Regions from separate parts of the Homo sapiens genome. Here region 2 is linked to region 1. The links are chromatin contacts, found by Hi-C or POLR2A ChIA-PET in ENCODE. All regions are on one chromosome and are shown on one strand. The core of a region is the stretch at or near the end of the contact, and the rest is flanking DNA. Distances in the headings are between cores, read along the strand shown. Region 1 has its middle 42 kb from the start of PSME4. Region 2 has its middle 43 kb from the start of ACYP2.

What was found. Hi-C counts contacts between places; a loop is a spot of excess contacts on that map. ChIA-PET counts read pairs that join two places held with the same protein, here RNA polymerase II (POLR2A).
Region 2: a loop to region 1 is called in a map of Jurkat, with 2.7 times the contacts of the local background. The contact joins two enhancer-like sites. A Hi-C loop is called at or near these places in 1 of 168 maps with a recorded cell type or tissue (Jurkat). POLR2A ChIA-PET finds 5 or more read pairs at or near these places in 3 of 52 experiments (HEK293, WTC11 and naive thymus-derived CD4-positive, alpha-beta T cell).

Annotation. Positions count from the first base shown.
Region 1 is chr2:54,009,464-54,016,510 of GRCh38, forward strand. It overlaps a transcript of ACYP2 not described here. Among named protein-coding and RNA genes, the nearest start is that of PSME4, 42 kb to the left of the region's middle. Within about 2 kb of position 4,633, at least 5 of the 41 ENCODE cell types and tissues checked have a DNase peak (open chromatin) inside an H3K27ac peak, as active enhancers do.
Region 2 is chr2:54,069,439-54,076,485 of GRCh38, forward strand. It overlaps a transcript of ACYP2 not described here. Among named protein-coding and RNA genes, the nearest start is that of ACYP2, 43 kb to the right of the region's middle. RefSeq lists an enhancer at 3,759-4,958. Within about 2 kb of position 4,598, at least 3 of the 41 ENCODE cell types and tissues checked have a DNase peak (open chromatin) inside an H3K27ac peak, as active enhancers do.

The DNA of each region.
Region 1 (7,047 bases), core at 3,383-5,882:
CTTGGGAGGCTGAGGCAAGAGAAGCACTTGTACCCAGGAGGTGGAGGTTGCAGTGAGCCAAGATTGCATCACTGCACGCCAGCCTGGGGGACACGAGTGAAACTCTGTCTCAAAAATAATAATAATAATAAATTCCTGAGTGTCCCTGATGATTTAGAGTTAGAGTGCAGTTAGAGTCAGGAAGAAATCAAGGCATGAAGTAATACAGGAGCTGGGATGAAAAACATGAACAATGGAAGGGTCTTGTTTCAACTGGAATGGAAGAGAGCCAAGCTGAGCACAGTAACCAGGCTACAAGGAGGACAAATGAATCTAAATGGAATACTGATACTAACTGGCTAACACTTATCATGTACTTAATTTGTGCTAGGTTTATATGAATTATCTATTTAAACCTTCACAGGAAGTCTTTGAGAAATTTAAGGGAAAGAGGAATTCAGTAACCTGTCCCTGGCCACTCAGCTAGTGAAGGGCAGTGTGAGTTTAAACCCAGGCAGTTTGACCCTAAAATCTGCAGCTTTAACCTCAGTCCTACTGGTTGAATTCAAATTACTCTTAGAACAAATACCAGGTTCAGTAGAATGGGAAAAATGATAAAACAAGAGGTTATGGGTAGGAATGGGCATTTACATTTAAAATCTTGGAGGTTGAGCAGATTTGATATCCTAGGAAGGTGGATGGTAACAAGTCAATAAAGCTGAAAAAATGTGAGATCAGCCTGTCAAAAAGTCATGAACTGGCCAGGCGCAGTGGCTCACACCTGTAATCCCAGCACTTTGGGAGGCCAAGGCAGGTGGATCACCTGAAGTCAGGAGGTCAAGACCATCCTGGCCAACATGGTGAAACCCTGTCTCTACTAAAAATACAAAAATTAGTTGGGTGTGGTGGTGGGCACCTGTAATCCCAGCTACTCGGGAGGCCGAGATAGGAGAATTGCTTGAACCCAGGAGGTGGAGGTTGCAGTGAGCTGAGTTTGTGCCATTGCACTCCAGTCTGGGCAACAAGAGTTAAACTCTGTCTCAAAAAAAAAAAAAAGTCATGAACCATTTACCCTGATGGGATTATTGTACATTGTATGCCTGTATCAAAATATTTCATGTGTCCCATAAATATGTACACCTACCATGTCCCCATAAAAATTTTTTTTAATTAAAAATTTTGATAGGAAAGAGAAGAGAGTGGTGTTAGTGTTTGGATTAAATTTCAAAGGAAACTATGTAATCCATTATAATCTCTCTCCTTCCTCCACTTCGGTTTCTCTTTTTCTTTCTTTCTTTTTTTTTTTTTTTTTTTTTTTTTTTTGAGGCAGCAGAGTTCACCTCAGCCTCCTGAGTAGCTGGGATTACTGTCATGCGCCACTACACCTGGCTAATTTTTGTATTTTCAGTAGAGACCAGGTTTCACCATGTTGCCCAGGCTGGTCTCGAACTCCTGATCTCAGGTGATCTGCCTACCTTGGCTTCCCAAAGTGCTAGGATTACAGACCTGAACTACCACACGCGGCCCCTCCCTCCACTTTGGACTGCACATGCCTCCTTTATTCACTTAAGAGAAAGGTGAGGAACAAAGAAAGGCTAAAAGACACGTCACATTATTAATAATCTTGGCTAGTTGTAACAAAGTAAAATAAAATGTCTCAATAAATTTTTAAATCTTTGTTGCTTGGCTTGTCTCATTTTAGCATTGAGAATCAAGCTTAAATATCCAAGTAATCAGTTATAAGAATACACAGGAAATAATATAACACTTTTATTCCCAGAATAAAAATAGAATGCTTTCAGTCCCGGGAGCTCCTTTTCTGTTTTTCATTAAATTTTTTTGATGTTGCTGACACATCCCATTTAAACGTAATTTTTATTTCCTTAGATATTTTTGAATAAAACGTTCTCTCTCCTGCTGTTCTGTAGCAGAAATAATATTCATTGGCACTGTTTGATGACATTTCAAAAGTGTCTCTTGCTTCCATTCTTAGATTTGTGTTACATTTTCCTCCATGAATACACAGCATCTTTTTGTAGTTCTCTCTCATAATAATAGGGAGAAGATGACTCTGATATGCATTTATTAATCTCTTTTAAAGTTACAGATATTTAATGTTGTATCTTGCATTTTGGGGAACCTTTTTATTTCTACTGATTGCCCTTTCCCTAGTGGAAAATGGTCTGTGTCATTTAGCAATAAGCTTTTCTATTAGAAACAACAAAAGATATTCTGACAAATTGGGACACATCAGTGTATTTTCAGCCATTTTATATTCAAATCTTTTTTGGTGTATTTTTTTTTTTAATCTAATCTTTGTTTCTCCATTCTAGAGCATTTTCTTCTTGAGTAGCTCAGTAAGTTATCTTGTCACATTCATAAATGCTTTCAGAGAATTTTATTTGAGTTTTAAATGGTTTCAAGTCTCTTCTAGCTTTTAGGTTGTCTACCTTGGAAAGTTTTTTAACTTGAACTGTACCTATGAACATTTCTGATTTAAAATACTCCTGGGGCCAGGTGAAGTGGCTCACACTTGTAATCCTAGCACTTTGAGAGGCCGAGGTTGGTGAATCACTTGAGGTCAGGAGTTTGAGACCAGCTTGGCCAACATGGTGAAACCGCATCTCTACTAAAAAAACAAAAATTAGCCAGGCGTGGTGGCGTGTGCCTGTAGTCCCAGCTACTCAGGTGGCTGAGGAAGGAGAAACACTTGAACCTGGGAAGTTGAGGTTGCAGTGAGCTGAGACTTTGCCACTGCATTCCAACCTGGGCAACAGAGCGAGACTCCGTCTCAAAAAAAAAAAAAAAATACTCCCAGGCTGGACATGGTGGCTCACACGATCACTTAAGTTTAGGAGTTCAAGACCAGTCTGAGAAACATAGCAAGACCTCGCTCCTATCTACTAAATAAATAAATAATAAACATTAGCCAGGCATGGTGGCACATGCTTGTAGTTCAGCTACTCAGGAGGCTGAAGCCGGAGGATCACTTGAGCCCAGGAGGTTGAGGCTGCAGTGAGCCATGACTGTGCCACTGCACTCTAGCCTAGGCATGAGCAAGACCCTGTCTCAATCAATCAATCAATCAATAAAGCATTTTGTATTTGTCTCTCTGCTCTCCCTATGCTGACTAGAAGCATGACACTCTCCCTCTTGGTACAGCACTGAGGCCGTCAGTCACCAGAATCTGGTGACTCCTCTATCCTCAGCTCCTCTGTTACTCGTCTGATCTACAGTCCTTTAATCCATCATCTCTGTCTGGCGCGGGTTGTTTCCCAAGCCTCCCAGTTGCTTGGCCAGCTTTGGCACTCCTACCCCTATCCTCTTTCTCAACTAGCAGCCAGAGTTTTCCTATTAAAAGCTAAGCCAGGTCAAGTCACTCTTGGCGCTGGAGTGGCTTCCCATCTCGTTCAGAGTGAAAGCTGGTGTTCACAGTAGCCTACAAGGCCCTGAGTGCTCTGACCTGTCTTCTTCTCTGATCTCACCTCCCACTCTCCCTCTCCCTCTGCTCTAGTTACGCCAGCTCTTAGCTGTTCCTTGAATATGCCAAGATGCTCTTACCTCAAGACGTGCACTGTCGTTGCAGGAAACACATTTCGCAGATATATCTATCTGCATGCATGACACGGTCCCTCACCCCTTCAAGGTTTTGCTCAAAATGTCACTTTCTCAGGGAGGCTTTCTCTGAGCTCCTTTTAAATTCAACTCTCCCCACCTGCCCCCACCCCCCGCCCCAGCTTCCACATCCTCAGCAATTTCTGTTCCCTTCCCCTGCCATGTTTTGGTCAATATAACATTTACCACCATCTAATATGTGTGTGTGTGTGTGTGTGTGTGTGTGTGTGTGTGTGTGTGTGTGTGTGTGTGTGTGTGTTTTGAGACAGAGTCTTGCTCTGTTGCCCGGCTGGGGTGCAATGTCACAATCTCGGCTCACTGCAACCTGTGCCTGCCAGGTCCAACCGATTCTTCTGCCTCAGCCTCCCAAGTAGCTGGGATTAGAGGCATGCACTACCATGCCCAGCTAATTTTGTATTTTTAGTAGAGACGCGGTTTCATCATGTTGGCCAGGCTGGTCTTGAACTCCTGACCTCAGGTGATCCACCCACCTCGTCCTTCCAAAGTGCTGGGATTACAGGCATGAGCCACTGCGCACGGCCACCATCTAATAAACTTTAACCGATGTATTATTTATTGCCTGCACTTCTATACAAATCCTTGACTGTAAGTTCTATGACGAGTTTATTTAACAGTTCCAGACACAGAGAAGCACTACAAGAGAGAAAAAAGAAAAAAAAAAAAAAGAGAGAGAGAGGTGAGTGAATTCAGTTAGTAGTTAGCCTGAGAAATGAGAAATTGTACTAAATGAAGTGACACACTGGGAACACTGGATAACAATTTGTGGTTACAATGGAAGGCTTAAGAAACTCAGTGGAGGCTGGGTGTGGTGGCTCACACCTGTAATTCCACCACTTTGGGAGGCTGAGGTGGGCAGATCACTTGAGGTCAGGAGTTCGAGACCAGCCTGGCCAACGTGGTGAAGCCCCTTCTCCACTAAAAATACAAACATTAGCCGGGAGTGGTGGCAGGCACTTGTAATCCCAGATACCCAGGAGGCTGAGGCAGGGGAATCGCTTGAACCTGGGAGGCGGAAATTGCAGTGAGCTGAGATCGCACTGTTGCACTCCAGCCTGGCAGACAAGAGCAAAAAAACTCCGTCTGAAAAAAAAAAAGAAAGAAACTCAGTAAAATTAAGGCAGGCAGGGCAGGTTGGGGAATGCAAACCTTTCAGTTTCTGTGGTTTTCCTTCCTCTTCATCTCCTGCAGTGAAGATGAGGGTGGGGCTAGGGTCAGGATTATCTTCACTTTATTTCTTTTTTTACCTTTCTTTCTTTCTTTTTTTGAGATGAAGTCTCACTTTGTCACCCAGGCTGCAGTGGCACGAACTTGGCTCACTGCAACCTCCACCTCCCCATTTCAGGCAATTCTCCTGCCTCATCCTCCCGAGTAGCTGAGATTACAGGTACCCACCACCAGGCCTGGCTAATTTTTTGTATTTTTAGTAGAGACAGGGTTTCACCACGTTGGCCAGGCTGGTCTCAAACTCCTGACCTTAAGTGATCCGCCCACCTTGGCCTCCCAAAGTGCTGGGATTACAGGCTTGAGCCACCGCTCCCAGCCGTCCCCTATGCCTTTTTTAAATAAGCTCTTTTTATTTCAGCTGGTTGAGTGAGAAATGCTTGTTCCTTGCAAATAAATGAGCAAACTATAATAATAAATTTGTAAAAAAAAAATTTTTTTTCTTTTTTGTTTCTTTTTATTTATTTATTTATCTTTCAAGACAGGGTCTTGCTCTGTCCCCTGGGCTGGAGTACAGTGGTGCAATCATGGCTTACAGCAATCTCGGACTCTTGGCCTCAAGCAGTCCTCCCACCTCAGCCTCTCAAAGTGCTGAGATTACTGGTGTGAGCCACTGTATCTGGCCCCCCATGTTTTTGGTGTATTTTCTCTTTCTACTTCAATATTATATTGTAGTAGATGCCTTGAATTTAGGACAATATCCTAATCTTTGGCTACTCAAAGTGGGGTCTGGGGAGCAGCAGTATACTAGCTATCACTGGGAGTGAGTTAGAAAGTCAGAGTCTTGCTGGGCGTGGTAGCTCATGCCTGTAATCCCAGCACTTTGGGAGGCTGAGGCGGGCAGATCACTTGAGGTCAGGTATTTGAGATCAGCCTGGGCAACATGGTGAAAACCTGTCTCTGATAAAAAAGATAAGTAAATAAATTACAGGCGGGTGTGGTGGCTCACGCCTGTAATCCCAAGCACTCTGGGAGGCCGAGGCGAGCAGATCATGTGAGGACGGGAGTTCAAGACCAGCCTGATCATGGAGAAACCCTGTCTCTACTAAAAATACAAAATTAGCCAGGTGTGGTGGTGCATGCCTGTAATCCCAGCTACGTGGGAGGCTGAGGCAGGAGACTCGCTTGAACCTGGGAGACAGAGGTTGCGGTGAGTCGAGATTGTGCCATTGTTCTCCAGGGAAAAAAAAAATACAAAAAGTCAGCCAGGTATGGTGGTGTGTGCCTGTAGTCCCAGCTACTCCTGAGGCTGAGGTAAGGATCACCTGAGCCTGGGGAGGTGGAGGATTCAGCGAGCCATGATTGTGCCACTGCACTCCAGCCTGGGCAACAGAGTGAGACCCCGTCACACACACACACACACACACACACACACACACACACACACACGGCAGAATCTCAGCCTGTGCCCCAAACCTGCTGAATTAGAATCTGCATTTTAACAAGATCCCAGGTGATTTCAGATGCATGTGACAGTTTGAGAGGCCCAGCTGTAATCTACTCTGTAATCTAGAGTAGATTACACTGAGTTGTCATTATATTTTTGGAGAGATGGGGTTTTGTTATGTTGACCAGGCTGATCTCCAAACTCCTGGCATCAAGTGATTTTCCCACCTCAGCCTCCCAAAGTGCTGGGATTATGGCTGGGAGATACCACACCCAGCTAACTAGAATTTTAAATGTTTCTCATTGCTGTCAGAACAAGCCATAAGCCCCAGCCTGACCTTTATGGCCACAGTAAGATGGACCTTACCTACTTCTCCAGTCTTTCCTATATTAATATCCTGTTCCACCTAAATTGCTTGACTTAATTATTCTCCAAATATGCTAAGCATATTTGGGATGTATGCTCATGGTCTTTGCTTTGTCTGTCTGCTCAGTTTCCACATCTGTTTGGAGGCCACTGCTGCCTGGCTTAGCTCACAGTGCTGTCTCATTCTGTAAACATCTGTAGCCCTCCCAGTGCCATAAAAAAAATATGTAGCCTTGCCTACTCATGAATGCCTAACACAATACAGTGCATATATTAGTTTTTTGATTCATTAGTTACATTCTTATTAATTTTTTTTTTAATTCAGAAGAGGCTTGCTAATTTATAAGGCTCAAATTTCTCTGACCAAGCAGGAGTTAAGGCCAAACAGGGAGAAACTGGAAGCAATGTGCTCACGTGTCTTTGTTTGGATTTTCATCACACCCTAATGAGGGTGCAGT
Region 2 (7,047 bases), core at 3,348-5,847, 60 kb after region 1:
GATCACGAGGTTAGGAGATCAAGACCATCTTTGCTAACACGGTGAAACCCTGTCTCTACTAAAAATACAAAAAATTAGCCGGGCGTGGTGGCGGGCGCCTGTAGTCCTAGCTACTCGGGAGGCTGAGGCAGGAGGATGGCATGAACCCGGGAGGCGGAGCTTGCAGTGAGCCAAGATTGCGCCACTGCACTCCAGCCTGGGTGACAGAGCAAGACTCCGTCTCAAAAAAACAAAAAACAAAAAAAACAAAAACAAAACAAAGCAAAATACAGAATGAATGGAAAGATTCACATGATGCTACCATATTTTGAACACATTGAGGGTGACCAGCTGATGAATATGCTAGTTGGCCACTAAGTTTTTGAATTTAGCTATGTAATTGACATAATTGTAGTTAGCAAGTTATATGTGTTTAAAAACATTAGTCACTAAAATATGCAGATTTTAATGAAAGAGAGAAGATATTGTGCTGGGAATATTTAACCCAGAATACTTCTCTGGCATAAGTTAAATCTCAAGATGTTTTACTTCTTAAGAAAAAATACATTTGGGCCAGGCTCAGTGGCTCATGCCTGTAATCCCAGCGCTTTGGGAGGCCAAGGTGGGCAGATCACCTGAGGTCAGGAGTTCAAGACCAGCCTGACCAACATGGAAAAACCTCGTCTCTACTAAAAATACAAAATTAGTTGGGCATGGTGGCACATGCCTGTAATCCCAGCTATTCAGGAGGCTGAGGCAGGAGAATCTCTTGAACCTGAGAGTTGGAGGTTGTGGTGAGCCAAGATTGTGCCATTGCACTCCAGCCTGGACAACAAGAGCAAAAGTCCATCTCAAAAAAAAAAAAAAAAAAGAAAGAAAGAAAAAATACATGTGGAATCTGCTCTGCAGGTGTCCAGTCATAATTGACAAAATGGCTTATAATAAGGATTCTGAAATTCTTATTCATGTTAAATCATTCCAGTGATTTACATTGAAGTCAAATGCTGGTTAAGTGGTTTCATGAGGATGAATTTTACACCTAACCAGAGCACACTATCTGCCGTTCCTCTGCATTGTTTACTGTGCTTCTATAGGTGAGATTTTTCCCCACTTACTTAGCTCTTTTATGAATCCTCAACCCCAGAGTTATTTAACACATATTCCAGAATTGGTGATCACTGCACCAATTCAGCCCTCTGTGTTCCAGGGAAACCCTTCTTAACAACTCTAGTTACTTTGTAAGCTATGCTCTAATTTTAAGTGATATCTAAATGAAAATAAAATATAATTCACATTATTTTCAAAAGCTATTCCATTTTTTTTTTTTTTTTTGGTGGGGGCAGGGTCTCAGCTCTGTCACCCAGGCTGGAGTGCAGTGGCACGATTATGGCTCACTGCAGTCTCCAACACCCAGGCTCAAGTGATCCTCCCACCTCAGCCTGCCTGGTAGCTCTATAGGTATGTGCCACCACACCCAGCTATTTGTTTGTTTGTTTGTTTGTTTGTTTGTTTTTTTCAGAGACAGAGTTTCATCATGTTGCCCAGGTTGGTCTCAAACTTCTGAGCTCAAGCAGTCTGCCTGCCTTGGCCTCCCAAAGTGCTGGGATTACAGGCATAAGACACTGCACCCGGCCTCAAAAGCTTTTCTTTATTTGACTAATCCAAACACCCTTTCATGATAATAGCATGCAATAAATTAGGAATAGAAGGGAATTTTCTCAACTTAGAGAAAAACATCTACAAAAAACCCACAGATAACATCACGCTTAATAGTGAAAGGCTGAAAGCTTTCCTCCTAAGATTAGGAATAAGACAAGGATATTTGCTCTCACGGCTTCTATTCAACACTGCACTACAGATTCTAGCCAGGACAATGATGTAAGAAAAAGAAATGAAACATCCAGATTGGAAAGGAAGGAGTAAAACTATCTCTGCTTACAAATGGCACAATCTTGTGTGTACAAAATACAAAGGAATCTACAAAAACTCTTAGAGCTAATAAACAAGTTTGGCAAGGTTGCAGCATACAAGATCAATTGTGTTTTTCTTTTCTGTCTTTTTTTTTTGAGACTGGGTCTCGCTCTGTCGCACAGGTGAGAGTGCAGTAGTATGGTCATAGCTCACTGCAGCCTTGACTTCCCAGGCTTAGGTAATTCTGCCACCTCGGCCTTCTGAGTAGCTGAGACTACAGGTGTGCACCACCACACCCAGATAATTTTTTGACAAGACAGGGTTTCACCATGTTGCCCAGGTTGGTCTAAGATCAATTGTATTTCTGTATACTCCAATGAACAATTTAAAAATGACGTTAGGCCGGGTGTGGTGGCTCATGCCTGTAATCCCAGCACTTTGGTAGGCCAAGGTGGGTGGATCACCTGAGGTCAGGAGTTCGAGACCAGCCTGGTCAACATGACAAAACCCCATCTGTACTAAAAATACAAAACTTAGGTGGGCATGGTGGCGCGCACCTGTAATCCCAGCTACTTAGGAGGCTGAGGCAGGAGAATCATTTGAACCCAGGAGGCGGAGGTTGCAGTGAGCTGAGATCGCACCACTGCACTCCAGCCTGGGAGACAGAGCGAGACTCTGTCTCAAAAAAATATATACAAATACAAATAAATAAATAAAGTGAAAATGGTGTAAAGGAAACAGTTACATATGCAAAGGATCAAAAGGAATTAAAATACTTAGGAGTGAATTAAAATAAGTGCAAACCTGTAATCTGAAAACTATCAAATATTGTTGAAAGAAATTAAAGAAGATCTAAATAAATGGAAAGACATCCCATGTTCATGAATTAGAAGACTTAACATTAAGATGGTAATATTTTCCAAATTAATCTACAGATTCAATGCTATTCCAATCAAAATCCTAGCTGCCTTATTTTATTTATTTTATTTTATTTTTGTGACAGGGTCTCACTCTATACCCAGGCTGGAGTGCAGTGGCATAATCACAGTTCACTGCAGTCTTCACCACTCCAGCTCTAGTGATCTTCCCACCTCAGTCTCTAGAATCCAGCTACCTTTTGAAATTCTTTCTTTCTTTCTTTTTCTTTCTTTCTTTCTTTTTTCTTTCTTTCTCTCTCTCTCTCTTTCTTTCTTCTTTCTTTCTTTCCTTCCTTCCTTCCTTCATTATTTTCTTTCTTCTTTTTTTTTTTTTTTTGACAGAGCCTCACTCTGTTGCCCAGGCTGGAGTGCAGTAGCACAGGCTTGGCTCACTGCAACCTCTGCCCCCTGGGCTTAAGCAATTCTTGTGCCTCAGGCTCCTGAGTAGCTGGGACTACAGGCACGTGCCACTGTGCCAGGCTAATTTTTGTATTTTTAGTGGAGACAGGGTTTCACCATGTTGGCCAGGCTGGTCTTGAACTCCTGACCTCAAATGATCTGCCTGCCTCAGCCTCCCAAAGTGCTAGGATTACAGACGTGAGCTGCCAAGCCCAGCCCCCAGCTACCTTTTTTAAAAGTGGAAAATTTAAGCTGATTCTAAATTCATATGGAAATGCAAGGTACTCAAACAATCTTGAGAAAGAACAAAGTAGAAAGACTCACACTTCCTAATTTCAAGACTTACTACAAAGGTACATTAATCAAGTGAGTGTGGTACTGACAAAAGGCTAGACTTATGATCAGTAGACTAGAATTGAGAGTTCAGAAATAAACTCTTATATTTACAGTCAATTGATTTTTTGACAACGGCGCTAAGACAATTCAATGGGAAAAGAATAGTCTTTTCAGCAAAATGGTGCTGGGACAACTGGGTATCTACATACAAATGAATGAAGGCGGACTCTGACTTCACACCATATGTAAGAATAAATCAAAATGAGCCAGGTGTGGTAGTGCATGCCTGTAGTCCCAGCTACTTGGGAGGCTGAGGTGGGAAGATCTCTTGAGCCCAGGAGTTTGAGTCCAGCCTGGGCAATGTAGGGAGACCATACCTAAGGAAAAAAAAAAAATTAACTCAAAATGGATCAAAGACCTAACTACCAGAGCTAGAAGTACAAAACTCTTGGAAGAAAACATAGATGTAACTCTTTATGACTTTGGAAAGGCAATGCTTTCTTGGGTTTGACACCAAAAACACAAGCAACAAAAGGAAAAAGTAAATAAATTGGATTTTGTGAACATTTAAAATTTTTGTGTTTCAAAAGACACCACCATCAAGAAAGTGAAAAGGCAACTCATAGAAGGGGAGAAAATTTTTGCAAACCTTATATCTGATAAGGAACTTATACCTAGAATATGTAAATAACTATTACAACTCAAAAATAAAGACAATGATTAAAAAATGGGCAAAAGGTCTGAACAAAGATTTCTTCAAAGAAGATTTACAAATGGCCAATAAGCACATGAAAAGTTGCTTGATGTCTGATGTCATTCATTATTAGAAAAATAATCAAAACTACAAAGAGATACCACTTCATACCTACTAGAATGGCTAAAATGAAAATGATGGAAAATAACAAGTGTTGGCATGGATGTGGAGACATTGGAACCTGCATATAATAATGGTGGGAATGAAAAATAGTGCAAATTCTTTGGAAACAGTCTGGCAGTTCCTCAAGAAGTTTAACATAGAGTTGCCATATGACTCAGCAATTCCACTGCTAGGTATATACCTAAAAGAAATGAAAACAAGGCCGGATGCAGTGACTCATACCTGTAATCCCAGCACTTTTGGAGGCTGAGGTGAGGAAATTGCTTAAGGCCAGGAGTTTTATATCAGCCTGACCAACATAGTGAGACCCCCATTTCTACAAAAAATATTTTTCAAAATTAGCTGGGTTTGGTGGTGTGCACCTGTAGTCCTAGCTACTTAGTGTGCTGAGGCAGAAGGATCACTTGAGCCCAGGAATTCAAGGTTATAATGAGCTATGATTGGGCCACTACACTCCAGCCTGGGTGACAGTGGGAGATCACATCTCTAAAAAATAAATAAATACCAAGGTGGGAGGATCACATGAGTCCAGGAGTTCGAGACCAACCTGGACAATACAATGAGACCTCATCTCTACTTTATTTTAAATAAGTAAATAAAAAACCAAATTGATTGTGGTGATGGTTGCACAACTCTGTGAATATTATAAAAATCACTGAATTGTACATTTTAAATGGGTGAATTTTATGGTATGTTAATTATATATAAATAGAACAGAATTTGTGTGTGTGTGTGTGTGTGTGTGTGTGTGTGTGTGTGTGTGTAACTGTATTAGACAGGATTCTCCAGAGAAACAGAACAAACAGGATGTATTTATATACAGAAAGAAATGTATTTTAAGGAATTCGCTCACACAGTTATGGAGATTGACAAGTCCAAAATCTGCAGGGTGGGCCAGCAGGCTAGAGATGCAGGGATGAGTCAATGTTGCACTTGCGGTCTAAAGGCTGCAGAATTTACTCTTACTCAGGGGAGGTCAGGCCTTCAAATGATTGGATGAGGTTCACTCACATTATGGAAGGCAATCTGCTTTACTCAAAATCCACTGATGTAAGTCGTAATCTCACCCAAAATACCCCCACAGTAACATCCAGAATGATGCTTGATCATGTATCTGGGCACTGCGGCCCAGCCAAGTTGACACACAAAATTAATCATTATAATGGCCTATTCTTTCTACTTTCTCATTGGTCCTGGTGACTGGATAACTTTAGGAAGTGGCATTGTTGATTCACCTAAAAAGCAGTTCTAAATATAGTAGCTATTCACAATAAAAGTTCAACGGACGGTGTGTGCCTGATAGGCTACTTAGGCTATTAACAGATTTAGTAATGGAGGTTATAAAAATAATTCCTAATAGGCCAGGAACAGTGGCTCATGACTGAAATCCCAGCAGTTTGTAAGGCCTAGGAGGGTAAATCGCTTCAGCTCAGGAGTTCGAGACCATCCTGGGCAACATGGTGAAACCCCGTTTCTACTAAAAATACAAAAATTAGCTGGGAATGGTGGCACATGCCTGTAATCCCAGCTACTTGGGAGGCTAAGGCATGAGAATTGCTTGAACCCAGGAAGTGGAGTTGCAGTGAGCAGAGATGGCACCACTGCATCCTATCCTGGGTGACAGAGTGAGATTCTGTCTCAAAATTAAAAAAAAAAAGAAAGAAAAAAAAAAAGGGTGGACACGGTGGTTCATGCTTGTAATCCCAGCACTTTGGGAGGCCAAGGCAGGAGGATCACCTGAGGTCAGGAGTTAAAGACCAGCGTGGCCAATATGGTGAAACCCCGTCCCTACTAATAATGCAAAAATTAGCCAGGTGTGGTGGTGCATGCCTGTAATCCCAGCTACTCAGAAGGCTGAGACAGGAGAATCACCTGAACCTGGGAGGCCGAGGTTGCAGTCAGCCAAGATCACGCCACTGCACTCCAGCCTGGGCGATAGAACAAGACTCCATCTCAAAAAAAAAAAATTCTCGTAATAAAATGATATAATATTTACCTCTAGAAGTTTCCCTTTTCGTAAACCTTTTACATAACTAAAGGTTATAAAATATGTCACTCATATTGATATTTCTCTTTTTTATTAATCTTTATATTTTATGAGTTCTTTGTAGCAGATATTTCGAGTTTTGCATTATAAAAAGTGTTTTGATTTTAGATTTAATATTGTTTTTAGAACATTCATTAGGGCCAAAAATGAAAATGTTCCCATCTGGAAAATGATGCATTTGTACACAAGTTGAACTCTCATTTCTTTGCATAATTACTGCTTAGTTTTTCATATGTAAAATATTAAATCTGGTGGGGAGCTTATGTAAGTGTAAAGAAAGTATTCTGGAAGAAGATGCCAAACTGATAACACCAGAGAAATGAAAAGGTACTGGGCTTGAGAAAATGGCGGGGGAAGTCCAAAGAGAACTTCAAACTTATCTGCATTGTATTTAAAATTTATACGGAGAATATATTGTATGCATTACTTACACAATTAGCAATTTAAAAATAGCATATCTAGTCTGATTTCCTTATTTTGTAGATTGCAGAATGGTGGCTTAAAGAGATTGAGAAGCTCATGGAAGATCGCACTGCTAGTTAATGGCAGAGAAAGGACTGGCAGCTAGGCTTCCAGTGGCC